Linked DNA regions of Homo sapiens: regions 2, 3, 4, 5, 6 and 7 are each linked to region 1. A link is a loop called in an ENCODE intact Hi-C map of the cell type or tissue named here. Cell type or tissue: sigmoid colon. All regions are shown on one strand.

Region 1 (4,000 bases):
AACCATTGTACTCACCTGAATGCCTAATTTGCCTATTTCCCTCCAAGGCCAAGTCCCCTCTAGGATCAGGGTGAGGCTCCCGCCAAGACAATCAGCACTTTCCCAACAATCTGCAGGGACACATGTAGTTTTCAGACTGAAAGGAGGATAGCAGGAAGTCTGGGTCCCTAAACACTCTGGAGGTATTGGAACAGATGTGTGGAGGTCCCACCATCTTTCCTACGCCTCCTCCACACAGTGGGGTGGCCCCTGCAGCAGGTAAGTGATGAGCGAGGCCCCAACCACATCTAACAAGATGGCCACTCTGTCTGCCTGGCTGGCTGATGCCAGCACCAGCCGCTAGCTCCCGACATGCAGGACTTAAAGCATCTGCCAGACTGGTGCCAGCTTTTGATCAGTACCATGTTGAGCCAGAGACCTGCAGGGAAACGGTCAGGCTCCCTGTAGTCGACTAGCAGGAATCTTACTGAAGAATTTGAGCACAGATTTAAAAGTGAGGTGCAGGCAGGGGGAAGGGGTGTGGGGGACTGCTTGACAGAGGCTGTCTTTTCAAGGCCAGGTTATTCCATCTCTGCTAAGGGAAGAGACACCCTTTCCTGGCTGGTGGTTGGAGCAGGATTTCTGGGCTCCCTTTGCACATTTTGCTGCTCTGCCCTGGGGGTCAGAGGGAGTCTTTTAGCCTCAGCTCATGCATCTGTAATACCCTGAGACCACCGGGATGGGTCCCTAGTCTCCCCCGTGTCCAGCTCCACGGTGTTGCAGTAAAACCACAGCAGGGCCGTTTACAAGACACTTGACGACTCCAGCCAGTCCACTCGCCAGAGGGCCTGCAGGAGGGCTCCTGTCTTCTAAACGAGTCCTCTGCGGCCTAGGCTGCTGTCCTTAGGAAACCCAGTCTACATCCTTGGCAGACATTCAGAGTGCCCCTAAAAGCTGTGTGCTAAGATGGGGAGCCCCCTCCTCCACTGCCCCCTTCCTGGGACACCAAGCCAAGTGTTAAGCAGAGGCCCAGCCCCAGAAACAACGCGTTTTGTGTCTGACAATAGCAGCCTACGTGACTTGAAGGACTCTGCTGTTGGTAAACCAAATGCACGCCAGTTTTGCTTATTTGCTCTAACCTTCAAAGAACCTAGAGGTCCCTTTCTAGTTCAACAAATAAATCCAGTTCCACTCTAGCGGGCCTCCTGGACAAAGTTCCATTGTTACGCCTTCCCTGAATGTCCACTGCTCGCTCCCTCTCAGGCACCCTAGCCCCACGCCTGTTCACCCTTCTTTCGTTTTGGGATAAATCAGCCTCCTTTTTTTGTTTTGTTTTGTTTTGCTTTAATTCTTTCAAAGGGTAAGGAATGTTGACACCCCCGAAACATGCCTCTGATGTCTGGGTAGACTTCAGACGGCTGTATTTGAACGTGCGCTGACGCAGTCGGGCAGATTGGGTTAAACCAAATATTACAATTGCAAGAACTCATCTGGAACTAATAATTTTGAGGCCACCGAAAGTAAAAGGGCCCTGCTTTGGGGCTGGCCAGCGGCAGAGGCCAGCTCGGGCCAATGCTGCCACCTGCCGAGGGCGCCGGGAACAGGGTGCGCCGCCGCGGCCTTCCTGTTTTGCTCTGGCCCCGCTCACCGGCTCCCACGCAGACAGGTTCGCCAGCCAGCCAGACCAGGGCTATTTTAAAAGGCTAGCGCCTCTTCCCAGCCCTTGGTGTAAAGATAGCTAGTCTGGCTGTCCCGTGTCTTCGCTGAAAAAAAGACAACTTCCCAATTATAGAGCCGGGGCTGGCTACAAAGGCAGTTGCAGTTGGAGTCCGATTAAACACGTGCCGGGTGGATTACACAGATCATGTGTCAGTGGCTCGCCTAGGAGGAAGGCTCGTTTAAGTTCAGGATTTTTATTTTGCGGGGGATGATGGGGACGTACAACTCTGGGTTATGTCGGCGCATTGCTGAACTGCGAGTCACATGCCAGATCCAGAAATGATGAAAACATCTGTTTTTGCTTTAGACCAGCGAGGCTCTGGCGGTGGGGAGGGGCGCGAGAGGGACGGGAATGGCTTTGCTCACCAGCACCATCTGCTGAGCCTGCTGTGGAAACGCGTGCGTCCCCAGCACAATGCAGGTTGCCACTCGCCCCGGGAAGGGGGAGATCAACAGGTGGGGGTCTCTGCCCGGGCGATCACTCTCCATGGAGGACAGCCCCGATTGTGCCCTGGGGACTGTGCAATCCCGTATTGTCTCGGAGTGTTCACAACAAAGAGCTTTGTCCCTGAGGACTGCCCGAGGGCAGAGGAGGAGGAGAGAGAAGCAGCAAATGAATTCCCAGGTTGGGAAGGAAGGAGGTAAAGGGGGAGGGGAGTAGCTCCTTAGTGGTTTGCAGACAGTAAAAATTTGCTGTTCTTTCTGGCTGAAATCTACCAGAACAAAGGAACCACGTCTCTATGAAAACTCCCAGCTGCACTTCCCCCCACCGTCCCTCTTGCCTGCGATGGTAGCTTTTGCTCGGCATGTCTGAGAATGTTCCAGTATTCACAGAGACCTTTCTGGTCTCTATGACCAAAGTATTCACAGAGACCTTTCTGGTCAGGCAGGGCTTGACCAGCCCTTCAACGTGCAATCCTCCCAGCTTCAAGAACCCAGCAATGGGATGGTTCTGAATCGGAGCCATACTGACAGCCAAGCCAACGGCATTCTTTCGATGTACAGCAAATATTTACTGCCTGCCTGCTAGGTGCCCGGAACTCACTCAGCATAACTATTTGTCATACAGCTTAAAAAACAATACAAATATGTCAGAGAAAAATGTATGTTTAGTGTCAAGTGCGTGTTTGAGACAATGACAGCTCTGAGTTGAGAAGCAAGGCGAGGATTGCAGACCTCGAATCTACCTTTCCTCAGTATTTGGGGGCAGTTCTGAGAAGAAGCTGGATTCCTCCAGCTTGTGTTTTGGGTTGTGTAGTCAAATCCCCTGAGTAACTGATTTTAATCAACCTGCTTCAGCTCTGACCTCCAGCCCTCTGGCGTTAAAGATAAATCCTCTACAGTTCCCATCCAAACGGCATCCATTACTCACAATCAGAATTGGGTGGGGACCTAGATTCCACTCCCAGGAATCTCCTCTGGGCCAGGTACAAAATTCTGAGCTACAACCAGATGAACAGTACTTCCCAACAACACACAGAGAGGTTAATCCAAGGGAGAAAAACCTGGGTCAAATGAAAAGATCGAGGCTTGCAGACCTCATTAAGCACAGTGCCTCCCTTTACACGCAGCTACCAAACACACCCTCAGCTCTCTGCTGCCCACAGCTGAGGTTCCCAGAAGAGCAAATGCTGCTGATCCGGACCGAAGTTAGTCTCTTCCGTAGGCTCATTTTTGCCCACTTACCTATAAACTCCCAAGTTCAAAAAGGAAACGGATCCTCTCCATTCCATCCCTTCTTCCATTTCACTCCCAAATAAGTATAGAAAGAGCTGCCATTTGCGTGGGAATGGGAACTTTACGCTAAGGGATGAGTCGGAAAAAAGCCTCCTTCCCATTTTACAGCTGGACAAAAAATGTAAGAACCATCCCGATCCTCACAGAGCTTGCCACCAGCTATATCCCCAGTGGCCACATCCGTTCCCACAGGACTCACGTTCTCAAATTATGAGGGCGCAAACAAATCCCCAAAGCCATCTACAAGTCCGTTGGTCAGTCACCTGCTCCGCTCTGATGTTGAAAGATTACTAGTTCAGGGGAGCCATGCGAATCAACACAATCAACTTCACTTTTTGTTTCAGGCCTCAGAAGATTAGAACATGAGACAGCACTTTAATCTGGTTTGGTATTGGGCTGATGTGGAGAGTTCTGATGAATTTTCTTTGTTTTATAAACTGAGGAAACCTTGTCACTGACCCGTATTTCTTTTCTGGACTCTTCTTGACAGTTTTCCTCATTTCTATCTGGTTTTGCAACAGGTCTGTGTTTGAATCTATTGAGGGCTGAAATTTTTCATGCTGCA
Region 2 (4,000 bases), 370 kb before region 1:
ATTTTTGTTTTCTGTTTTTGTTTTTACCACTTCGTTCCAATCTGACAATAGCGGCTTTCCTTTTATTTTATTTTTACTAGAGATACATCTCAGATATAGAAGAACATAAATAACGCTGGGCCATGAGTTTAGACAAAAACAAAACAACAGAAAGTGAACCCCTCCAAGAAAATAATGAAGCTACCTACATAGGTTAGGCTCAGTTGCGCTTCCAAATGTGTTTTAAATTAAGTCATCTCAACCGTGACTACAAGTTCAAAATATTGAAAGCAACCTTATTGGAATTGGAACAAGGCATATTTGGTTTCCTCTGAAGGATTTTTTTTAAGTGTAGTTAATAGCAGAGCTCTGAAATGTAAAAATACAGGAAAAGAAAGCCCATATGCAAATTACTCTCCTAGTAAATGGCATTAAAACTCGCCATCTTTCAGAAGTTGTGATCGCTTGGTAAAATCTCACTTATATGAAAGTGCTTAGGTAGCAACTGCATTTGTGTGAGTAAGGCCAATCAAGTGGAAGTAAGCAGAAGAATTTGGAGCAATCTAAACAAATATTCAGAGTCCATAGACTCAGATAGGTTTTGCCTTTATTTTACTCGCAATACGTACAGGCAAACGTGGTTGCCTAGTTCCCCAAGAGGACAAAATGGAAGGAATAATTTACAAGCAAGCAAAAAGAGAGTTGGCTAAAATCAGGCAAAAGGGCTAAATCTGAAAAAAAAAAAAAAAATACTACTGAATTTATAAGGAGGGGATAGTAAAAACAGGAAAGGTACACAAACCCTGAAAGAAAACACTGCCACAGCATGCAGAGTATCCTTGAATTATTTGACCGGGAAATCGACGCTTTCCCATCTCAACAGCCTCCAGTGCATCTCCACAGGAAGGCGTAGCATCCAAATTGATGCTCATAATGATTTCTTCCATCATTATGGTTATACCTTAAACAGTTGGGCCACAAAGTAGTAAAAATGAACTACTCTGGGAAATTCACATCTGCAGAGATAACTGGATCTTATGATGCCAGTTAAATGAGGTATCAGATTACAGCATCTAATCTTAGCATCATTTTGTTTGTTTGTTTGTTTGTTTGAGTCTTGCTCTATTGCCCAGGCTGGAGCGCAGTGGCCTGATTTGGGCTTACTGCAACCTCCACCTCCCAGGTTCAAGTGATTCTTGTGCCTCAGCCTCCCAAGTAGCTGGGATTACAGGCACCTGCCACCAGACCCGACTAATCTTTGTACTTTTAATAGAGACGGGGTTTCACCATGTTGGCCAGGCTGGTCTCGAACTCCTGACCTCAAGTGATCATCCTGCCTTGGCCTCCCAAAATGCTGGGATTACAGGCGTGAGTCACTGCACACGGCCCTTAGCATAATTTTATGTTTAATTATAGTAGTAACAAAACTTTATAGTTAGAGAGTTTATATAGTTTTCCTACATACTAAATATGATCTTAGGAAAGACTCAGTTTCCTTATCTGTCAAATGATGATGATAATAAAAGTACATCCTAGATCTGTTGTGAGGAGAAAATGAGATGATGCATGGAAGGCACCCAGCATTTTACATAGCCTGTGTTTCCTAAACATTAGATAGCATACAGTGCCACTGTATGATCACCACCGTCACCTCTGCCACCACCACACTGTTGTCTAATACTGTTGATCTTTATGACAACACTGTACCTGGGCTCCTATCCTCGCTCTATCATTTATGATCTGTGTGACCTTGGGAAGTCAGAACTTCCTTCTGCTTCAGTTTTCTCATCTGGAGAATAAAGACAATGCTATATAATATCTACCTTATTCAGTTGCTAGAAGAATTAAGTGAGATAATAATAAAAAACATTTAAAATAGGGAGAAGCACAGGGCAAGCATTTAAGTAACATTAGCTATGCTTATTATTATTGTTATTATTCGGTATCATTTCTAAGGAAAGTAGTTCTCAAAGTGTGGAGTGGGGACCCCTGGTGGTCCCTTTTTTAGGCAGTCCATGAGGTGAAAACAATTTTCATAGTGATACTAAAATGAGTGCCTTTTTCACTTCCATTCTCTCAAGTATGAAGTGTTTACCTGAGGCTACATGAAGTACGATATCAGTACAGATTGAATGCAGTCTTAACTCTAGCTGCCTTCTGTTAAACACTAAAGAAATTTGCAGAAATGTGAAACAATGCTCCTCTCTAATATTTTTGCAAAATATAGTTATTTTTCCATAAAAATATATTTTATGTTAGTCTACGGTGGGTTTATTGTTATTTTTAAATGAATACATATTTTTAAATGTTCAGTTTTAATGTCTAATGTGGAAAATATCAACAGATACAATGTACATAAACAAAGGTTCTTTGGGGTCCTCACTAACTTTGTGAGTATAAAGGAATCCTGAGACAGAAAAGTTTGAGAATCACTGTCTTAGTTCATTAAGCCTCAGAGTTGTTGACTCCTCAAGGTAACTTGCTTGAGATTCAAATATAGGCAGAGCCAAATTTCACCCAAAGTTTCCTGATAAGGAAACCCAGTAGTCACTATAATACGCCATACCCCAAGAGTAACAGAGCTCCCCATACGGAGGAGGGCTCTATGGTCACCTCTACCTTTTAACAGTTTGGTACTATTACAGGGCTCTGTATTGGTAGGTATACTTAACAAGACTCTACCTTTAACATGGTATTCAAGGCTAATCAATGTTTTCCAGCATCTTGAGTTTTATTCCAAGTGGCCGATCATTGTTGTACCAAATTTACATGCAGTTTTTGCCTTGTGATTAAGAAGAAGGACCTAGTGTTAATACTCTTAAGTCCTGGTTTCAAAGCCAAAACTGATTCCCATCATAGGTTTTAAAATATCAAGCAAGAATTCTCAGCCATTTGTAAGCCACTTTAAATACAGTTTTCAGGAGTTCAAGAAGTAATCCCTGAAGGAACTGGGTCAAGTTCTTCCCAGTCCTGTGTTCCTGTACCACAGATGGCTAAATTTCAGCCTTAAGAAAATACTTTGGGATACAAGAGCATACTTAAAGGAAGAAAATAAACAGAAACAGTCTTGCACAAACCTGACATATGAGGTCTCTCTTTGAATAAGCATTTGATACTTGACACTTGAGTATATGCCACTGAAACAAATTGGTTTTAAGTATGTAACATTCTGATTTAGGGTTCTCATCATTATCTTGGTAAAAAATTGACACCTGCTACATTGTCTTAAGACTTTTGTCTCAGAGGCTTCAGATTTTTACATATATATAAGCACATATATACTATGCATTTGCTTGGGTTGAATTGAAATCTCCAGTAGTAATTTGAAGAGTTTGACTTATGGGGCAATGGCACAGGTTTACATGCATTATGCAAAATTTTCTGCTAAATGCAATGGGCTTTTGGAAATTAAATTGGTTTATTTCAATCCATGCTTGTTTGACATAAATGTCACATGTATGCTAAATAACTATGTCTTTCTTCTAGTTCTGCTCCAATATTAATCCTTAAAATATTATCTCAGATAAGCTATGACTACACAATGCCAAATATCCATCTTGAAATAATAAAACTTGCTTTTATTATCCTGACATTCCCAAATCTGATATTTGACAAGATAGAGTTAAGTAACCTGATACTGTAGAAAAACAGAACTAAGCAAAGAAATGAAAATCATTTTGATCCAACCACATAGTATCACAGAACTAAATAATTTTACTCCAATATTTTGCTAAATTTAATCATTTCAACTAAATGTTATCAGATCAGTTTGTGTGTGGAGCACTGACCATTTTACTATTGAGATAATGTGAGAGGAAGATAGGGGAAACAAGCATGAAATATATGGGGCAAAGAAGATTAAACCCTCCTTTACGGAGGGGTCTGGGCAGAGCTTGCTGTCCAGCAATGAGCAGGGACTCAACGAAGGAGGCTGCCTCTGTGGTGCCTTCATTCCAGCAAGCACTGTGGATTTGGAAGAGAGGCAGCCAAGGTAGAAGATTGTATTAGGCAGGGTTCTCTT
Region 3 (4,000 bases), 87 kb before region 1:
GTCTTGCTGCCAGAGGAAGCCAGCTCAAGCCACCATAGTGGTTGGAGGGGTGTTTTGAGGAACAAAAATCCAGGGCTTTTCCAGATAAAAATAGTTAATTATATAAGCAATAAATGGGGAGAAAAAACCCACAGTAGCTTGCTAATTTAAAATTGCAACTTCATTTGCAATAGTTGATCAGCCATAAATTTAATTGGGAGATCTTGGAAACAAGAAAGCCATAGAAAGGCCAAAATAAACTCTATTTACACATACTTTTGAGACTGGGAAACAGACTTGTGCCAGGGACACCCAAGACAGTCTGGAGATAAAAGCCAAGGGAGACTTCAGAACTGTTTGCAAGCCTAAATGGTTTCCCAACTCACACACAGATCAATCATCACAGAATAAAGCCTTCCCAAATCAAGCACAGTCTCTACCCAAACCATTGACTGACCATTAAGCTATGTAGACACAGGAATCTAGGATAAAACTTAAAGACTTGAGTAGACACATCAGTGACTAAATATCTTAGGGAAACAGTTATTTCTCATCCTCACCAACACTTAGTATTGTTCATCTTTTTTATTATAGCAATTTTACTGAGTATTTTGTGCTATCACATTGTGGATTTTATTTGCATTTTCTTATTGACTACTAATGATGTTGGGCATCTTTTCATGTTTTTATTAGCCACTCGTATCCATTTCAGTGAATTGCCTATTCAAATTATGTGGTCATTCTTTTAAAAATACATACACTCCTGGTAGAGATAAAAATGGTACAACCATTTTGAAAAATGTTTGGCAGTTTCTTAAAAAGTTAACCATGGAATTAACATACAACTCAGCAATTTCACTCTATATATCCACCCAAGGAACATCAAAATATATATCAAACCAAAAATGTGTACACAAGTGTTCATAACAACAGTATTTGTAATAATTTAAAGCTGGAAACAATCCAAATGGTCAACTGGTGAGTGGATAAACAAATAATGGTACAGCCATAAAATGAAATAGCATTCAGCAATAAAAAGAAACTAATGTTTTATTTAATATCCTGGATGAGCCTCTAAAACACTATTCTAAATGAAAGAAACCAGACGCAAGAGACAACATACTGTATCCCACCATTTATATGACACTTTTAGAAAAGGCAAAACCACAGACCCAAAGCAGATTAGTGGCTGGCTGGGGCTTGGTTTAAAGTAGCATTTGTGTTATATTCAAATGGGTCTCAATAGCTTTAAATTAAAGGGTAAATATACTTTTATATGTGTTCAGTGGGGCACACTGATTCCTGATCCTTGAAAACTTGTAAGGCCACCTTAGCTTATCATGACAGGAAAGAAGACCAATTATGTTATGGAGCTCAAAGTAAATATTTTGGCCCTTTGTTATTTAGTCTTAACGGGACACTCATGGCAAATGAGGTTAAAACGTGGTTGAATTTAAGGGTATGATTTAACTTTCTTCTATTACAAATGAATGTGAGGTTAAAAGTCAGGTTGGTCAGAGAGAACCCTGACCAAAAAAAGATTGTCTAAATGGACATGCCAGACCCAGATCAGAATTGGGAACCACACAGAGGCAGCAGAACTTTTGAGTAGAGTAGAACTCAGCAGACAGAAAAAAAGAGAATCTCATGCTCTAATCCTGGTCTGGTCACTAACTTGCGGTGTGACCTCAGAAAGTTCCTTCATAGCTCTAGATGTTTCCATGGACTCACTGATCTGTCCACTCTAGACCTGGGCTGCTGAGACTCATCTCTTTCTCAAACCTTAGTTGTTAACATCCCAGTGAGGCTGGTGAGACCCCTCAAAAAAGAGAGAGCTGTACTGGGTGTAGGAGAGAGAACTCGGTAACAATGGAGAATGGGAGACAGGGAATAAAGAAAGGAAGTAGAAGAAAGGGAACATATAAAAAGAATGCACTTAATTGGAGTGGTTTCATGTCCACGGAATCAAAATAATGCCTTCACAAGCTCATGAAGGTATGGATAAGGTAGGAAACCTATATTACAGTATTAACTCTTAGACAAACTAGCTGTATGACTCTTTTAGTTTCCATATTTTTTCTCTATAAAACAGGAGGTTTCGGCTAGATGGTCTCCAGGAAAAATAATATGATGAGTCTAGGTTTAAGGATAAATAGCACATAATGTATACATAAACCTTGAGGGATCTGGGAGGAACCAACACATGCTTCGAAGTGGGCACGGTTTCTATCTCAGAGCCTCCCCGTCCTCCAGAAAGTGGGCCCCTCCCTGTCAGACTTCCCAGACTGCGCTGGCGTCACCAAAGTGCTGCTGGGAATTTCTCTGCACGGCCCTGTTCCTAAATCAGCTCCCAGGAGATTGGAGGATGGAGGAGGGTGCCAGTTTAAAGCAGGTCTGATATGATCCAGGACCTGATAGGGTTTCAGCTGCCGGCTTTCTGGCAATTTGCAGAGAAATTAAAGAGATTCTTACAGAGGTTAACTGGCTCAAGTCCTAGGGAGGGGACGCTGTTGCTCAGAAAGAAACACAAAGACTAGATTCATCTTGTTCAAGAATTATAAATAGAACAGTCAGATTAGATTCAGCAGAGGAATGGGGGCAACACGAAGGAGCCAAGTTCTCTCCAAATAAAGAGGCAAGGCTCCAAAGACTCCCAAAGCTCTGAAACAAACATAGCAGGCTTTCAAAAGGGGGAAAAGGAAAGATAGGAAAGAAGAAAACTTCAAGAAATGGGACTTTTCTTTTAACCCACAACTCTTTTCAGGCAAGAAGGCAAAATCATCAGGTCCTGAAAGAGGTTAAAAGTAAATTATCACCCCATAAGGAGTCATTCATTGTAAAAGGAATGAAAATAGTTTACTGCTCTATGGAAAATGCAAGCTGCTTCCAAACTTTAGGTTAAAAACTTGGCAAAGGGAGTCTGACCTCTCTGTGCGTCTGTCTTGGAGATGTTTATCCAGCGGATGGAGATACTGAGATGGGCCTGGCTTTTCAGGTTTGTTTTTTTGTTCCACATAAGGTTTCCATCAGATACAGTCTGCAAATTGGTGCAAGCCAGGAGGCTGCTGGAGGAGAGGCCCTGATTTAACTGCAGCAGGCCCTGTCTAAACTAGAAAGAACTCTGCTTGGTAAGAACCAAGTGACGGTACACAGCCCAAGCTGAACGCAGCCCTGGGAGCTGGTGGAAAGCGTACCAGCTCCTGCTTTCCAGGTCTCCTTCCAGCACTAAATGCCATATGGTCTTAGACAAGTCACTTGACCTTGCTGGGCTACAGATTCCCCATCTGTTTCACAGTGAGTCTGGCTTCCACCTACATCTCAAGGTTGTTTTAAGGAATCATATAAAATGAAAAGTTCCGTAGAAATGCCTTTGGTAATGTAGGCAAAAAATAGTTCCCTTCAAGGAGGCCCTAAGTGCTTTCTACAAAACCAGAGATAATGGAGACTGCTGTCACATCAAACATTTCCTGTTCTCCACAGGATGTCACCTAAGTACCTCCAGTCTTCCATCTTCTAAAAGACAGTCTACAGAGGCAGTGAAACACAGGGATTAATAGCATGGGTTTTGGTTTAAGACAGGCTAGGATTTGAGCCCCTGCTGTTTCACTCATTAGTAGTATAATATTGGGAAATTTTCTGTTTGTTTCTCAGTTTACTTCACTGTTAAATGTGAACAATGCTGGCCTCCCAGGTTTTCTGTAAGGAATAATACAAATGGAGAATATGTAAAAACCACATAGCATGTGCTCAATAACAAGTGGCTATTATTTTTAATCATTACTCACTACCATGGCCACCAATTTTATTATCTCTGTATTGAATCAGACAAGCACGTCTTGATTTACTCAAATGACTCTAGCTGTAATTTAAGTCATTTTGTTTTGTTTCCTTAAAATATGTATGTTTTTCTTATTATAAATGTAATATATGGATATAATTCTGCTTCCAGGAAGATGAAGAGGGCATAACTTTCCATATTCTTCCTGCTAAGTATAACTAAAAGCACTGGACAGAATATATG
Region 4 (4,000 bases), 67 kb before region 1:
AATCTGAACCCTGAACCCTCAATAAACCTTCCAGTTTCAAAATAATTATTTAAGCAAAGCCCTGGTGTATTCACTCCAAACCATTGAGTGGTGTTCCTAATGGTTGGTGAGGCAATCTCCAATGCTGAGACTTGGGTATTGAAACTTCCCTGAAGAATATTAAATAGTCCCCTACGCTGCAACCCATTAAAGGCAATCTTGTCCTCACAGGCCTCAATCAAATTTGCACAGCAATTAGTCCTGCACGGGGTTTGATACATTTCTTAATTATAAAACAACTTTGTACTCTATTGGCTCGTTCAGATGGGTTAAGAGAACATTAATTACCTCCTCCTGAGACATCAAAGAGTTTTTTTTTTAATCCCCATTTTAGGGATGAATAAAGCAAGATGACGGGAGGAACTAATGTCTATTGAGCACCTACTATGTGTTCAGTGGACTTTGTGGTGATTTACAGACATATAAATAAGCATTTATTATGAGGTAAATTATTACTCCTGTTTTACAAAGGAGGAAAACAAGTTTAGAGAAGCTGGATTATCTGACGTTGTTCACATTGCCAGTACATCGGTTGGTCTGCCTGAAAATCGTGTTTTGTATGTGGTGGCCCCTGAAACTGATGATGTTCTCCCTGACTTTCTAAAATTATTGAGGCCTGGCTTGGTGGCTCATGCCTGTAATCCCAGCACTTTGGAAGGCCAAGGAAGTCAAGGTTACAATGAGCTATAGACCTGCTCCTGCACTCCAGCCTAGGAGACAGAGCGAGATCCTGTCTCTAAAGTGAAAATAAAAATAAAACTGTTATTCATCATGCTTTTTTTGAGCACTTTGTGTATGCCAGACAGTGTGCTAGGGGCACTGAAGAATAAAATGACTGGGTCCCTGTTCCCTGCGGACCAGCCATGAGACAAACATCTCCTCTCTGGCGCTTCTGTAATGGAAAAGCTGTGGGAATGCTGAGCAGGGAGTCAGTTTAGCTCAACCAGCTCAACCCGGAGTGGGCGCGGCCCTCAGAGTTCACACAATCTAAGGTGCGTCTCCCCCGGCTCCAAATCCCCTGGAAATCGTCATCTCTCCATCTCACCCTGGTCTTAGGCATTACACAGGGAAGGAAGTTAAAACATGTCAGGAACGAGCTCCGGCAGAAAAAGAACCCAGGCATTCTTGTGGCCCCCGCTTTGGCATCAGAGAGTCCCAGCCTCCTCCTTCCCTTCGCTTGACTCAGGCAAACCCTCCTCGCGCTCTCTGCAGCATCCCTCCCCCACCTTCAACCAGTCTCGATTCTTTTTCTTTCATTGTAATCTTCCTAAATTGCACATTTCATAAGACCTTCAGGAAAAAAAGTCAGGAAATGAGGTTTAGAGGAAGAGGGAGGCGGAGAGTAGGGGGCCGGGTGGGGAGGGTGGAGGGGGAAGCAAACTCCAGGAGAGCTAGTCTTTCATTATCACGACCTGTTAGGCGCATATCCCATCCCTCTCCCTGTGCCACCCTCTCGCTGGATGCGAGCCATCCTCCGGGCTAATGAGCAGAGCACAGGAGATAACTAATCCTAATGCAATTACCGCTCGGCATTACACTGATAGGTTTGAGGCGCTCCCTGTGTGCCCCGCAGCCTGAGACAGGCTTGTGCAGATGTGCCTTCGTCTCCTGTCGGAGACGTTTTGACAGCTGTATACAGTGCCGGGCCCCCTCCCCCACGACAGCATCCCGGGAGAGTGATCTTTTAACAGCGAGTCCCCATGAAGCCTGTCGGAGGTGAAATGAAATCTTAGCAGCTTGGGGGAAGCCTGGTCGGGCCGTGCGCGTTCAGATGCTATTTCCAGGGCGGTGATGGAAGCGGCGGAGACGCGGGCCCCTTCTCTCCGGCCGCCCCCCACCCCCGCCGCTTCCTGAGAGCCTCACGGAGTGTTTAAACTGCAGTGAAAAATTAGAGTGCGCAGGCCCGGCCCTCTCCTGGCGGAGCTCTGCGCTCCCGTGATAGGGGGATGGTTTGCAGCACACATGTTCCTTTGTTTGGCGGGACCACGTGCTCTGTTTGCACAGCAGCATGTGGTACCACTGGAGGAAATCGAACCAACACTGAAAGTTCAAGGAACAGCCAAGCTCTGCTGGGAAGCGGCTGCGTCAGGGCCGGGATGAAGTGAGGAGGCAGGAGGCCGGCTGGACTCCCTCCGAGAAGCAGGGGGTGGTGGGAGGGTGACGGTGGGGCCAGCGCTATTTGGGATAAAGGGGACTGCAGGTTGCTGGCACCGAGCGCTCACTGGGAGGGTTTTCTGCAGTAACCAGCCAGTCCTGCCTGGGATGGGAAGTGCACTTTGATTATGATTATAACCGCTTGTATTTGAAAGAGCTTTATAGTTGATAAAGGCTTCTAGCAACCTTTTTTCATTTGATCCCTGTAAAATCATGTGATGCTAAAGTAAGTGCCTCTCTTTCTTGAGGTAAAGAAGGAGAGGGGAAGGGCTGGAACCCGTCAACCCTTGGCCGAGTGTCTGACCTTCCAGGAGGCCTAGTGGGGCAGCTCTGACCACGCTGATGACAAAATGCATGAAACAGTAATCGTTTGTCTTCTGCACATTGCGCACTCTCTCTCTCTCTTTCTTTCTCTCTCTCTCTCTCTCTCCCCACCACCACACACACCCCGCCCTCTGTTTAATTACAGAACAGTATATGCTGTGGGTAAAAAAAAATTCAAACAATACAGAAATATGAGATATATACATATATAGTATAAAATGGAAAGTCTCCAAACTCAAATTTCCTAAATAGCCATGGTTAAGAATTTCAGTCATTTCTTTATTTTTCCATGCATATCTGAACATATTTATGCAATTTATCAATATATGCATTTTTATTTAAAAAAATAGGAAATTACTACACATACCATTAATTTTCACCATATATCAAAGATGTCTTTCTGAAACAGAATATATAAATCTGTAGCATTGTTCTTTTTAAGAGCTGCATTATATTTCTTTGTATGGATATACCATTACATTATTGAATAATCAGATAGTTTCCAGTTTTTGTTTATACAACGTCAAACTAAACAGATTTCAACATATGTCGCACACTGTGAAAGTATTATTTTAGGAGGAATTTCTAAAATTGCTCATTCAAAACAGTGTGGAGTTAAAGCGAAGACACATTTTAAATTTCAATAGACATGGCCAAATCATTCAATAAAAATGTGACACTAAATTATAAGACACATAGAGAAGTTAACTGTTAGTGTATGACATTAGTGTATGAAAGTTAACTGTTTCCATACACACCTGACCTGGGTACTGCAAATTCAACAGAATGAAAAACTGATATTTATAAAGAATGAAGCTGAGCATATTTCTTATAAAATTTTTAGTGGCCATTTGTCAATTTGATTCTATAAGTTACCGTGTCTATTTTTTCTATTGGTCTGCTTTTCTTTTCTTATTAATTTGAAGAAATTCCCTTTAATATTTTGCAAGATTTTTTCCAGGTCATTTACAGTTTTTCAATTCTGTTATAGAAATATTCAGTACTTAATACAGTCAGATTTGTCAATCTTTACATTTATGGTTTTTAAGTTTCATGCCATGGTTAGAAAAACTTTCCCAAACTTCCAGAAAATTAAAATATTCTGCTATATTTTCATTTAACATCTTTTTTTTTATCATTTTATTTAGCAGATTTTTATTGAACAAGTAACATAGGCCAGACACTATTTCAGAAATTCGGTATATACACCTAGTCTCTGAATTCATGGAGCTTGTATTCTAGAGTGGGAGATAGGCAATAAACAAATGAATGAATAATTACAAAATTCAAAGCACTATGAAGAATTAATGGAGAATAACAGAGAATACCTACTTAGGGAGAGTGGTCATGGAAGGCAAGATTTAAACTAAGATCTGAGGGATGAGAAATAGTCATGGAGGTGAAGATCAATCCAGGCAGAAGGAACAGCATATGCAAAGGCCCTGAGGAGGGAAATAACTTGGAGTATTTGAGAAGTTGAAGA
Region 5 (4,000 bases), 550 kb before region 1:
GATGGGGACACGTATGCTCCAGACCCTCTGATACTTACTCCTGTAGAAGTAATTCTGGATTTTGATCCCATCTTTCACAGCGGGCTTGTCACTAAAGGTTCTCAGTTTTAGATCTGTTTGCGTGAAAGGGAATGTTTTTGCTGCTTTTCTTGATTTCTCTAAATCCTTATGGCTGTTTTTTTGTTTTGTTTTGTTTTTTGTTTTTGTTTGTTTTTTTTTAACTTGAGTTTGTAACAGGGCTTAATTATCTTCAGGGCAGTTTAACCCTTTCATATTCAGCCCTAGGCCCAACATAGGTCTGAGAAATATTTAGTGAGTTTATGGTTCATAGCAATATCATCATTGACATACTTTCTTCTGCTTTGTCATCCTCCTCCTCATCATCATCGTCATCATTTAAGTGGCACACAACTTCTTTTGCTTAAAGTTATTGCTGTCTTTTGTCTTTATTCCTGTAATACCAATGTTAGTTATGGAGAAAGAGCTCATAAAGTAGCTGCAGCAGAATCAGAGACTCGTGCAACTTCAAGTATCATTTCCAATGCACTAGTAAGTGGAGCTAAGATCAGAACCCAGGGTTCCTGACCTCCTCCTGCACCGTATGTCTAGACTATGTCCTGTCTCTGGAGAAAAGTGGGAGTGACACTCACTGATCATCCTCAGTACAGGGCATTGAGCCACACCATTAAGGAGTATTGATTGGCTCCCCCTCTGTGAGAACAGTATGCTGGGTGTGACACAGACAGAGAGACCCAGACCGAGTCTGCAGGAGAAAACTGGTCATGATGTCAAACGTGGAGGAAACAACCAATAGGCCTAGTGGGATGCTCTCTATTTATCAGCACAGTTACTGGAATCCAAACAAAGAAACTTTCCAGAATGACAACCGTGCTCTGCCACTGAACTGTAGGTGAGCATGTGGTTTGTGACGTATTATTTCATTCTGCCATCATACCAGTTGTGAGATCTTGCTTGTGAAACTAAGTTAACTCCATTTTATGGACAAAGAAACTGAGGTGAGAGTAGTTAATTGAGCATAAAATAAGTAGCAGAGATAGGTATCGAGTCTAGATCTGTTGAAGCCTAGAGCTTGTTTTGCCACGTCATATTGTCTCATTGACTCTTCCAGCAGTCCTGGCAAGGGAGTCCTTAATTTCAGCAAAACAAATCTCAGACCAATTTCCACTGGACTCTATTAAACTCCACTACCTTTCTGATGTTGGTGGCAGCTCTATACTGAACCATACGTGAAGATTGAACTTGGAATAAAATAATAAAGCTCCATTTGTTAAAAACCACAGCTACTTCATGAGCTGTTTCTCCATAAGCAACATAGACACTACAGTAATAAAGATTAAAAAACAAAACAATAATAACCGTAAGCAAAAGAAGCTGTATGACACTCAAATGAGGAGGAGGAGGAGGAGGATGACAGTGATATCTGCCAGGGTGGGTTAGTATAAATGAGACCGTGTTCCTCTGGAGAAAGATACTATTTGGACATACAGTCTGTTTTCACTAAGGTGGGGAGCAGTATGTGTCCAGAGCTCTAGAGGGACCGAAAGGCCAAGTGTCCACGGTGGCAAGAGAATCCAGGAGACTGGACCATCAAGTCTTTTACTCAGAGACTGGAGACCACGCCTTACCTCTCGGAACAGCCCTGTGTGAACCTCCGACTTTATGATACGTTGTGATTGTGATACAGGACTTCCCATGCAGCGCGTAAGCCATGCAGGCTTATTACTCACACCACACTCACCTGGACCCAGAGACCTCCAGGCACTGAGGACTGCGTCTCCCGGAAGTATTTCCCTGAGAAATTGCAGAGGACCTCAGTCCTGCAACTCACACAGAGGCTGTTCTTCGTGGCCGGAACCGGACCCCACGCCCTCTGGGGCACATCCCTGAGTGCGAGCACTCTTCTCTCGCCCTCCTCCCACCCAGGCACCGTCCCAACTGGGCACTGCCTTGCTATGCCCCACATCTCCCACAAGGGGGAGCCGCCGGAGGGCAGCTGGGGCTGCGGAATTTTGGAAGCGCAGAAGTTTTCTCCTCCTGTCCTGTAACTGGTTTTCACTCACTCAACTGAGAGATTTCTTTGTTGCAATGATGGGGTCTAAGATAACACTTCTGGAGGCTGCAGGCGAGAAACACAGCTGATATCATCTTTTATTGTGTGTTGTTATTTGCCTAGCATTATAAATTAAGGAGGAATAGTAACAAAGAGCTTGAAGACATGCACAGCTCACAGGCCCCGGGTGGAGGCTGGCGACATCAGACAGACAGAACCAAGACATCTGAGGGGCAACCAGGAGGTGCGTGTGGCTGCAGAGCACACAGGTAGGTACCCGCAAGAGGACAGTCGTGACGGGGGGAGGAGCGGATGGAGCATTCACAAAAGGTGGTCAGCAGAGATTAAAGGGGAAAGGCAGTGCAGAGGAGTTGGGAGATGGAGGGAGAGAAGAGGGAGGAGTCCCAAAGGAGCGCAAAAGAAAAAAATGTTTGCAGGGTGTGATACAAAAGGCTGACCACGGAGTGGGAGAGGGAGGGTTTGGAAAGTGAATCAGAGACATAAGAGGGTTTGAAGTTGGTTCCAACTCGGCCACCCCAGAAACTTCACAAGGCAGGAGAGGATGGGAGATTGACACAAAAGGCTCAGTTGCACAAGAAAATTCAAAGTGAGTAGGTGTGCCAGAAAGTCAATCTAATCATTCTGGTTGTGTGTCGTATAGCCACACCCACTCCGGACTTTAACCCAAACTAGAAGGAATTCTGGTCTGAGTGTGTTTTCAGGTCCTCTCTGCTCGGAACTCATGTTTCACACTTTCCCTTTCTTCCTTCGGCTCTTCCACAGTCGCTCTAGGTAATGGAATAGGAGTCAGAAATTCCGTGTTCTAGTCCAGGCTTTGCCACTTGCTGGTGAGATTAGCTTAAGAAAGGAAATATCTGAGTTTCCTTTTCCTTTGTCTATAAAAGGAAGATAATAATATATTACTTATGAGCCCTACAGGGTTTTTCTGAGGGTTGAATAAGTCAGATAGTGTGAATGAATGCTCTTAATAGATTACAATTGCTAGTTAAATAAAAGATGGCATTAATAATAATTAATCAGTTAATATATTCTTCCTATCCTCAACAGCGGGTTTGCCTACTGAGCTGTGGAGATATATATATATATATATATATATATATATATATATATATATATGAAGAATCAGATAATATATAACATATACGTTATATAGATATATTAGCCTTAACCTCCTATCTGTGAGAAAATTTAGAATTTATGACTCTATTTCCACAGCACATGTTAGAGTAACCTCTTTGGGAGATAAATAGGAATCTTTGTATACTTACCTTTTAGCCACCATCAAATGTTCTTTTCCCCGACCTCAGCTACAGTTTTGTATTTCTCAAACATGCAGATAATGATTGATGGTGTCTGCCTGGCTACCTGACTGATGAGTGATTTGTCTGTGTCCTGGACACTGCTGCCAGAGCAAATGTCACACCATGTCTCAGGCACATGATCAGACTAAATATGCTTGGAAGAAGCAAATAAGAGACTCTGTTAATCAGTTAATCATCCCATCACTATATTCACTGCCTGAAATGTGTTTGCTTTTTTTTTTGTTTGTTTGTTTGTTTTTGGTCTGGGTCATTTGTTACTTAGTTCCTTGAAATGTCTTGGATGAAAATTGGGTTCTGCACACTGGATCTGGCTGGTTGATTCTGCCTGCGAAGACTGAAGTTGGCTTTGATGCCTATAGATGCACTCACCCTTCGCTCGGGTTCCAGAGGCCATGTGGTGTATGGGGAAGGCAATGTAGATGGTGGGAAAATCACTTGACTTCTCTTGCTCATCTGTCAAATGAAACTGTTACCATCCTTCCTTCGTGCATCCAAATATAGATGTAAGGAGCACATGTGATTATACTGCACACACCAACAGTTCCTGACTATCCAAGTGCTGTATAATTATAAGGTTTTATAGTCA
Region 6 (4,000 bases), 160 kb before region 1:
CTGAGCATAATTGTACAGGCTTACTAGAAAGTAGCCTGCTAGTTATAAGTACTTGCTCTGCTAAGGGCATTAGTTAGAATGTCTTAGAGGGAATGAAAAACATTCACTAATCTGGCAAGTCAATTAAACAGACGCATGTTAAAAGAGCTTCTGCTATACACAATAATATTAATAATGATCATTTATAACATGCTTTATTGTTTACAGCATGCTATCACACACATTACCAGGCACACACAAAACACTCTTTGTAAATCCCCTTTTTACAAACGTTTACTAAATGTAAAAAACTAAAATTAAATCAAACGATGAATAGTTATTTTTATATTTATTTCTCATTCGTTTTACTTCACTTTAATTGCAGTGTCTTTAATAGCTTTGATCTTTCTCCAATTTCCTGAAATCTTCCCCATTTCAACAACTGACACAATTTAAGGTTTCTAGTAAACACAAAAAATGAGAAACATTGACATTGAAAAATAAATAAGTCAGTGAAAGTGATGATATGTTAAGAATTAAGATACTTCTATAGAATTGTATATTTAACTTCTTAGAATCAGGGAAAATTTCATGAAAAATGAACTCCAGGCCAGGTGTGGTGGCTCATGCCTGTAATCCCAGCACTTTGGGAGGCCGAGATGGGCAGATCACGAGGTCAGGAGATCGAGACCATCCTGGCTAACACAGTGAAACCCTGTCTCTACTAAAAATACAAAAAAAAATTAGCCAGGCGTGGTGGTGGGCACCTGTAGTCCCAGCTACTCGGGAGGCTGAGGCAGGAGAATGGCATGTGAACCCGGGAGGCAGAGCTTGCAGTGAGCCGAGATCGCGCCACTGCACTCCAGCCTGGGCGACAAAGCAAGACTCCATCTCAAAAAAAAAAAAAGAAAAGAAAAGAAAAAAAGAAAAATGAACTCCATATTACACTTGGAGTAAAATAATGGTCATTGGAATTGGACTTTTAAGAATGGATATAATTTTAATAACTGAGGAAATAAGTGGGTAAGGAAACGAATTTCCTCCAAAGTGAATGGCAGGAAGAGAATATAGGAAGGTATAGGGTGTGCTTTAAAGTGCAGAGTATACAAAAGAATACTAGCAAACCAAATCCAGCAGCACATCAAAAAGCTAATCCACCAACATCAAGTAGGCTTTATCCCTGGAATGCAAGGTTGGTTCAACATACACAAATCAATACATGCAATTCACCACATAAACAGAACTAAAAACAAAAACCATATGATCATCCCAATAGACCCAGAAAAGGCTTTCAATAAAATTCAACATCCCTTCATATTAAAAACCTTCAACAAACTAGGCATTAAAGAAGCATACTTCAAAATAGTAAGAGCCATCTATGAAAAACCCACAGGCAGCATCATACTGGATGGGCAAAAGCTGGAAGCATTCCCCTTGAAAACTGGAACAAGACAAGCAGGTTCTCTCTCACCACTCCTATTCCACATAATACTGAAAGTCCTAGCCAGAGCAATTAGTCCAGGGAAATAAATAAAAGGCATCCAAACAGGAAGAGGAAGTCAAACTATACCTGTTTGCAGATGATATGATTCTCTGCCTAGAAAACCTCATAGTCTCTGCCCAAAAGCTCCTTTATCTGATAAACAACTTTAGTAAAGTTTCGGGATACAAAATCAATGTACAAAAATCAGTAGTATTTCTATACACCAACAGTATTCACGCTAAGGGCCAAATCAAGAACCTAATTTTCTTCACAGTAGCCACAAAAAGAATAAAATGCCTAGGAATACAGATAGCCAAGGAGGTAAAAGATCTCTACAAAGAGAATTATGAAACACTGCTCAAAGAAATCAGAGATTACACAAACAAATGGAAAAACATTCCATGTTCATAGATAGGAAAAATCAATATTGTTAAAATGGCCATACCGCTCAAAGCAATTTACAGATTCAATGCTATTCCTATCAAACTACCAATGACATTCTTCACAGAATTAGAAAAAAATATTCTAAAATTCAGATGAAACCAAAAAAGACCCTGAATGGCCAAGGCAATCCTAAGCAAAAAGAACAAAGCTGGAGACATTACATTACTTGACTTCAAACTATATTATAAGGCTACAGTAACCAAAACAGCATGGTACCGGTAAACACACACACACACACACACACACACACACACCAGTGGAACAGAATAGAGAGCTGAGAAATAATGCTGCATATCTATAACCATCTGACCTGAGACAAAATCAACAAAAAACTAGCAATGGGGAAAGGACTCCTTATTCAATAAATGTTCCTGGGATAACTGGCTAGCCATCTGCAGACAATTGAAACTGGACGCCTTCCTTACACCACATATAAAAATCAACCCAAGATGGATTAAAGGTTTAAATGTAACACCTAAAACTATAAAAACCCTGGACAATAACCTAGGAAATACCATTCTGGACATAAGATCTGGCCAAAATTTCATGCCCAAGACACCAAAAACAATTGAAACAAAAACAAAATTGACAAATGGGATCTAATTAAACTTAAGACCTTCTGCCCAACAAAAGAAACTATCAACAGAGTAAACAGACAACCGACAGAATGGGAGAAAATTTTTACAAACCATGCATCCAACAAAGGTCTAATATCCAGAATATGTAAGTAACTTACAGATTTATAAGCAAAGAACAGTTGTATTAAAAAGTGGGCAAAGGACATGAAGAGACACTTTTCTACAGAAGGCATAACATGGCCAATAAGCATATGAAAAAATGCCCAACATCACTAATTATTAGAAAAATGCAAATCAAAACCACAATGAGATATACAATCTCACACCAACCAGAATGGGTATTATTAAAAAGTCAAAAATTAACAGATGATGGTAAGATTGAAGAGAAAAAAGAACACTGAATACACGCTGGTGGGAATGTAAATTAGTTCAGCTATTGCAGAAAGCAGTTTGGTGATTTCTCAAAGAACTTAAAACACAATTACCATTTAACCTAGCAGTCCCATTATTAGGCTCATACCCAAAGAAATATAAATCGTTCTACAGCAAAGTCACATGCATTCATATGTTCATCACAGCACTATTTACAACAGCAAAGACATGGAAACATCCTGAATGCCCATCAGTGGTGGACTGGATAAAGCAAATGTGGTTCATATAAACCATAGAATACTGTGCGGCCATAAAAAAGAATAAGATTATGTCCTTTGCAGCAACATCAGTGGAGCTGGAGGCCATTATTCTAAGCAAACTAACACAGGAACAGAAAACCAAATACCACATGTTCTCACTTAGAAGTGGGAGCTAAACATTGAGTACATATGGACACAAAGAAGGCAACAACAGACACCAGTGCCTACTTGAGGGTGGAGGGTGGGAGGAGGGTGAGGATGGAAAAACGAGTACTATGCTGATTGCCCGGGTGACAAAATAATGTGTACACCAAATCCTCACAACATGCAATTTATTTACCCATATAACAAACCTGCACATGAACCCCTGAACCTAAAATGAAAGTGAAAAAAAAAGAGAGGAGAAATAAAACAAATAAAATGAAGAGTATGTGCTGGAGCAGTAAGAGGAAACTCGGCAAGCACTGATTCAGAACCCTGCCTTAGAGCAAAACTCTAGCAGTCCCAGAGTGAGTCAGTGAGATCCAAAAGGCCCATTTCTGAGAGACAGATGAGTAACTCTCTCCAGAAGCCACCAACGTGGATATTATTGAGTTTAGATTTTCTGAAGCAAACTGAGAGAGATTTATCTTTTCTGGGTCTGGTGGTTTTAAATTTTTGAAACCATAGCCTCAAAGACAGGAAAACAGAATCGTCAGTCAGAGGGGGCCACCCATGCAAAAGCGTGAAGCCTCTAGCCAGGCCATTTATTCTGGTCGTGTCTTTGGGCACAAGACAATTGTTTGGGATGAAAACTTGGGAATCCACAGCAAGTGTAACATAATATAGACATTATTGTGAAGGAAAGTTTGCTTTTCTAGTGATCAGGCTTTCCGATAATCAAA
Region 7 (4,000 bases), 850 kb before region 1:
CTCCCAGATACTCAGGACACATATTTGAATCATGAGTGGAGTTCCATTGGTCCCTTGGGGGAAGGCCCTCCAGGGTCACAATAGACTTTTTAGAGCAGCTTCATCGGACCCTCTCCCTTGACAGTCAGGATCCAGCCCTTTCAAAGTGACCATGATCCAGCAAGGTGCTGTTCACTAGACTAAGGTGGGACTTCTCCACATTTTCACCTGGACCTGGACCTCTTACTTTCTGAAACTTTGGCTTTTTTTTTTTTTTTTTTTTGAAACAGAGTCTCACTCTATACCCAGGCTGGAGTGCAGTGGTATGATCTTGGCTCACTGCGACCTCTGCCTCCTGGGTTCAAGTGATTCTCCTGCCTCAGCCTCCCGAATAGCTGGGACTACAGGCATGAGCCACCGCAGCCAGCTAATTTTTGTATGTTTAGTAGAGATGGGGTTTCACCATGCTGGCCAGGCTGGTCTCAAACTCCTGGCCTCAAATGATCCACCCCCCATCGCCTCCCAAAGTGCTGGGATTACAGGTGTGAGCCACTGTGCCTGGCCTTGGCATTTGTTTCTATTCACAACTACACACCAAGTGACTGCTCTTCTTGTGTTTTAGGTCTTCTCCGTTTATGTCCTGTGCCTGACCTGTCTGTTTACCCACTCACTGACCTTACTTTAGCCTCTCAGATTAGATTGGACTGACACCCCAGTGACTCTGAGTACCAAGAACAGGAAGAAACCTAATTTTGATTTCTTTTTGCTTTCCTTATGTGCTATTGCTAGTTGTGCCAGCGTATTCCTTCTAAATAGTGCTTTCATTCAAGAGCCTTTAATGACTCCTCATTCCCATAACCAACATTTTACACTCTTGATCCTGCCTTCTGATCCCAGTCTGCATTCTAGCTCTATATCTCTCTGCTGTGCAGCATGTGCCAACCATGATGGATTACTCCCTTGTTCCAACACATTCGTGCTTCTGTGTAAGTTACTTGATGCCTCAAATATGCTTCATTTCTTCTTTCCCTTTTAAAATTATCCTATCTTCCTGGCTCCTTTATTTCTTCCCCCTTGAGATGGTGCCTTGCTCAGTCACCCAGGCTGGAGCGCAGTGGCTTGATCATAGCTTACTGCAGCCTCAAACTCCTGAGCTCAAGCAATCCTCCTGCCTCAGCCTCCCAAGTAGCTGGGACTACAGGTGCTCGTCCCCACACTGGGCTAATTTTTAATTTTTTTGTAGAGATGGGGGTCTTGCTATGTTGTTCAGACTGATCTAGAACTGGCCTCAAGCAATCCTCTTGCCTCAACCTCCCTAGTGGCTGGGATTACAGTGCCTGGCTAACTCCTACTCCTTCAAGACCCAGACAATGCCTCTCACTGTTGGGGCAGGATCTCTAATTGCCTTTTGCACAGGCTGAAGGGATGACCTCCATTCTTAAGCCAGTTGTGTAATTTGCACATAGCTCCTTGCTATACTTTATGGCAATGATTTCTCTATGTATTCTCCACTAGTCTATATGCATTCTGAGGTCAGAAAGCATGCCTCTTTTATCTGTTATCCTGACTATCCAGGACAATGACTGGCATTATAATAGATGTCTTATTATTGTTTTTTGAATAAATAAATGGATTGTTTTTAACTCCACTTGCTGTATGTTTTGAAAACAAAATTAATTCTACAGTGGTAAGGAGAGATAATACTGAAAGTGTCACTAAGATGGCAATTTTTGACATGAAACCCTTCCAAAGAAAAAGGATTTTAAAAAGTTAGGCAGGTATTGTGGTGCACACCTATCGTCCCAGCTATTGAGGAGGCTGAGGTGGGAGGATCACTTGAGCCCAGGAGGTCAAGGCTGCAGTGAGTTTTGATTGTGCCACTACACTCCAGCCTTGGTGACAGAGCAAGACCCTGACAAACACACACAGACACACACACACACACACACACACACACACACACACACGAAAGAAAAGAAAAGAAAAAAGAAAAGAAAATTGTACCAGTAGAAAAGTGAAGAAGGTCATTTAAATAGAGGACCCTCTACTGCTCAACTTAAAATAGAGCAGGCCATTTAGAGACTAGGGGAAAGTCTGGTGTGTATTAATGAAAGAGGACATTGTAGGAAATGACAGGTAGTCATACCCAGATCCTAAAGAACTCTGTCTGTGGTACTAAGAACTTTAGACTTTATTCTGTGATCAATAGAGGGACTACTAACCACATACGTTTTCTAAGTGGTGGAGTGACATGGTCGGATTCAATTGGTGAGTAACTCTGGGCTTATGTTTTTGCTCTCTCTCTCTTTTTTTTTTTTTTTTTTTTTTTTTTTTTTTTTTTTAAGATATTGTGCATAGGTGTTCTGGGAAGTGGTTCCAAGAAGAGCTTATCATCCTGTACGCTAGCCTCCGGGAGGACAGGGTTGCCTGAGACAGTGTGGGCAGTGGTTGCCTCCTGGCTCAGCCACTGGAGGTCACTGTTGCACCATAGATATGTTCACAAAGCACCGTGATGCCGTTTCCAAGTTGGCTTCTGCCAGGGGTGAATTCATCATCCCCTGGGCAGCTTGGAAGTTCCCTAGTGCAGACATCTCTCTGTCTCCAAGGATTGGCCTGGTCACACAATGTGGTTGAGGGAGAGCTTAGTCTGAGGCAAGAGGGAGAGAGGCTGGAAAGCCTGGTGCAAAGAGGGCTGAGGCAGTCTTCAAATACGGGAAATTTCATGTGGTCTGGATTGCATTATCCTGCGTCTGAAATGGGAGAGGCTGGATGCCCCTTTGGGTCAAGGCGACTTTTCTCTTGCCACTTTCTGGTTTGAATCTGGTTGAGGTAGGGAAGGTTATTATTGTCTTCTGAGTCCCTAGAGATCAGAAGATACAAAACATGTTAGGCATCTCAGGCTCCCTCATAGAGGGAGATCTGGAGATTGGAAGAGGCCTTCCTAGTCCTGCTGGGCTCTGACAACAGAACTGCTACATAGAAAAGGGGAATGGAAACAGAGGCCCGCGCCTTAAACACACCCACTCACCAGTGGTCTGTACCCAGAGCAGGCTTCAACTGAGGCATCCAAGAGAACCATAGAGAAGAGCAGGAACTGATATTTCTAGTGAGAAACTCTGTGTGCCAGGTGTTTTCTATGTTTTCACACTCAGCTCTCATGATACATGTGTGCAGTGGGTATTATTTTTGCTCATTTGCTATTTGAAGAAACCGAGGTGTAGAGCTGACGCTTGAACCGTAAGTCTCCTAAAATACAAAGAGCAAAGATAGTAAAATGACTACTTGTGGGTACCTTTTTAAGAACTTACCTGAGCTTGAAAACTTGGTTTGAGTCATACAGGAGAACGGATCTCTGACCATGCAACTTAGCTAATAACTCATTTTACATTGCTTGAGAGTAACTTCTTCCTAGTAAGTCATAATCTGCTTATGACTTCACATAGGTCCAAAACACTTCTATACACATCAACTAATTTGACCCTTATAATGAGTACCTTATCCCCATTTTTGTAGATAAAGAATCCGAGATTTCAAGAATTTGATTGCCTAAGATCACATAGTTAATTAATGGTGGGATCAAACTCAGATCCTTCTTACTCCAAATGGGGCACTCTTTGCATGACCCGTAATTATACCTCTAGATAAATCTTGCATGATGAAAAGATGTTGTATCATAGCTGAATTAGAAATAAAATGCACTTGCAATTTTTGTAGTACAACATTTTATTTTTAGAGATGAGGAGATTTCAATCCATTAAGTTCCTTGCCCAAAGTTCATACAGCTCTGGGGTGAGTAACATTATCTTCCTAAGTTAAGATTCCCAGATTTAGCAAATAAAATGCAGAACTATTAGAATTTCTAGTATTACATGGGGCCTAATTATACTAAAAAAATACTCATTGTTTATCTGAAATTCAAATTTAACTGGACATCCTGTATTTTATCTGACAACTCTATCCTAAATCCAAAGAGGAAAAGCTAAGTTCACCGTTCTTCTGGACATATTTGAGTTTTGGAAAT

What was found. Hi-C counts contacts between places; a loop is a spot of excess contacts. Peaks named below come from ENCODE experiments on the same cell type or tissue, not always from the same donor. Only the 100,000 strongest peaks of a DNase experiment are listed, where the experiment ranks them.
Region 2: it touches region 1 in a loop (2.8-fold over the local background); 40 of 110 quality-filtered maps call a loop at or near these places.
Region 3: it touches region 1 in a loop (4-fold over the local background); 16 of 110 quality-filtered maps call a loop at or near these places.
Region 4: a loop joins it to region 1, with 9 times the contacts of the local background. A loop is called at or near these places in 18 of 110 quality-filtered maps.
Region 5: it touches region 1 in a loop (7-fold over the local background); 98 of 110 quality-filtered maps call a loop at or near these places.
Region 6: a loop joins it to region 1, with 4 times the contacts of the local background. A loop is called at or near these places in 4 of 110 quality-filtered maps.
Region 7: a loop joins it to region 1, with 11 times the contacts of the local background. A loop is called at or near these places in 91 of 110 quality-filtered maps.

Annotation. Positions count from the first base shown.
Region 1 is chr11:121,653,726-121,657,725 of GRCh38, reverse strand. No RefSeq gene overlaps it. Among named protein-coding and RNA genes, the nearest start is that of SORL1-AS1, 200 kb to the right of the region's middle. RefSeq lists an enhancer at 1,680-1,889. In sigmoid colon, CTCF peaks have their summits at 1,562 and 2,100 (motif pointing left); DNase peaks (open chromatin) are centred at 845, 1,585 and 1,975; H3K4me3 peaks cover 2,046 bases; H3K27ac peaks cover 1,623 bases.
Region 2 is chr11:122,019,094-122,023,093 of GRCh38, reverse strand. No RefSeq gene overlaps it. Among named protein-coding and RNA genes, the nearest start is that of MIR125B1, 79 kb to the left of the region's middle. In sigmoid colon, a CTCF peak has its summit at 1,977 (motif pointing left); no DNase peak of the experiment used is centred here.
Region 3 is chr11:121,740,560-121,744,559 of GRCh38, reverse strand. No RefSeq gene overlaps it. Among named protein-coding and RNA genes, the nearest start is that of SORL1-AS1, 290 kb to the right of the region's middle. In sigmoid colon, no CTCF peak of the experiment used is centred here; DNase peaks (open chromatin) are centred at 2,369 and 3,059; H3K4me3 peaks cover 651 bases; H3K27ac peaks cover 426 bases.
Region 4 is chr11:121,720,646-121,724,645 of GRCh38, reverse strand. No RefSeq gene overlaps it. Among named protein-coding and RNA genes, the nearest start is that of SORL1-AS1, 270 kb to the right of the region's middle. In sigmoid colon, no CTCF peak of the experiment used is centred here; DNase peaks (open chromatin) are centred at 1,135, 2,075 and 2,505; H3K4me3 peaks cover 1,959 bases; H3K27ac peaks cover 359 bases.
Region 5 is chr11:122,201,104-122,205,103 of GRCh38, reverse strand. All of the region lies in intron 2 of MIR100HG (mir-100-let-7a-2-mir-125b-1 cluster host gene), which reads left to right. Among named protein-coding and RNA genes, the nearest start is that of MIR100, 51 kb to the right of the region's middle. RefSeq lists an enhancer at 1,715-1,924. In sigmoid colon, CTCF peaks have their summits at 1,838 and 1,989 (motif pointing right); DNase peaks (open chromatin) are centred at 1,973 and 2,333; H3K4me3 peaks cover 1,956 bases; H3K27ac peaks cover 542 bases.
Region 6 is chr11:121,810,134-121,814,133 of GRCh38, reverse strand. No RefSeq gene overlaps it. Among named protein-coding and RNA genes, the nearest start is that of MIR125B1, 290 kb to the left of the region's middle. In sigmoid colon, no CTCF peak of the experiment used is centred here; no DNase peak of the experiment used is centred here.
Region 7 is chr11:122,504,390-122,508,389 of GRCh38, reverse strand. No RefSeq gene overlaps it. Among named protein-coding and RNA genes, the nearest start is that of TRK-TTT2-1, 54 kb to the left of the region's middle. RefSeq lists a silencer at 2,499-2,558. In sigmoid colon, CTCF peaks have their summits at 2,261 and 2,462 (motif pointing right); a DNase peak (open chromatin) is centred at 2,469.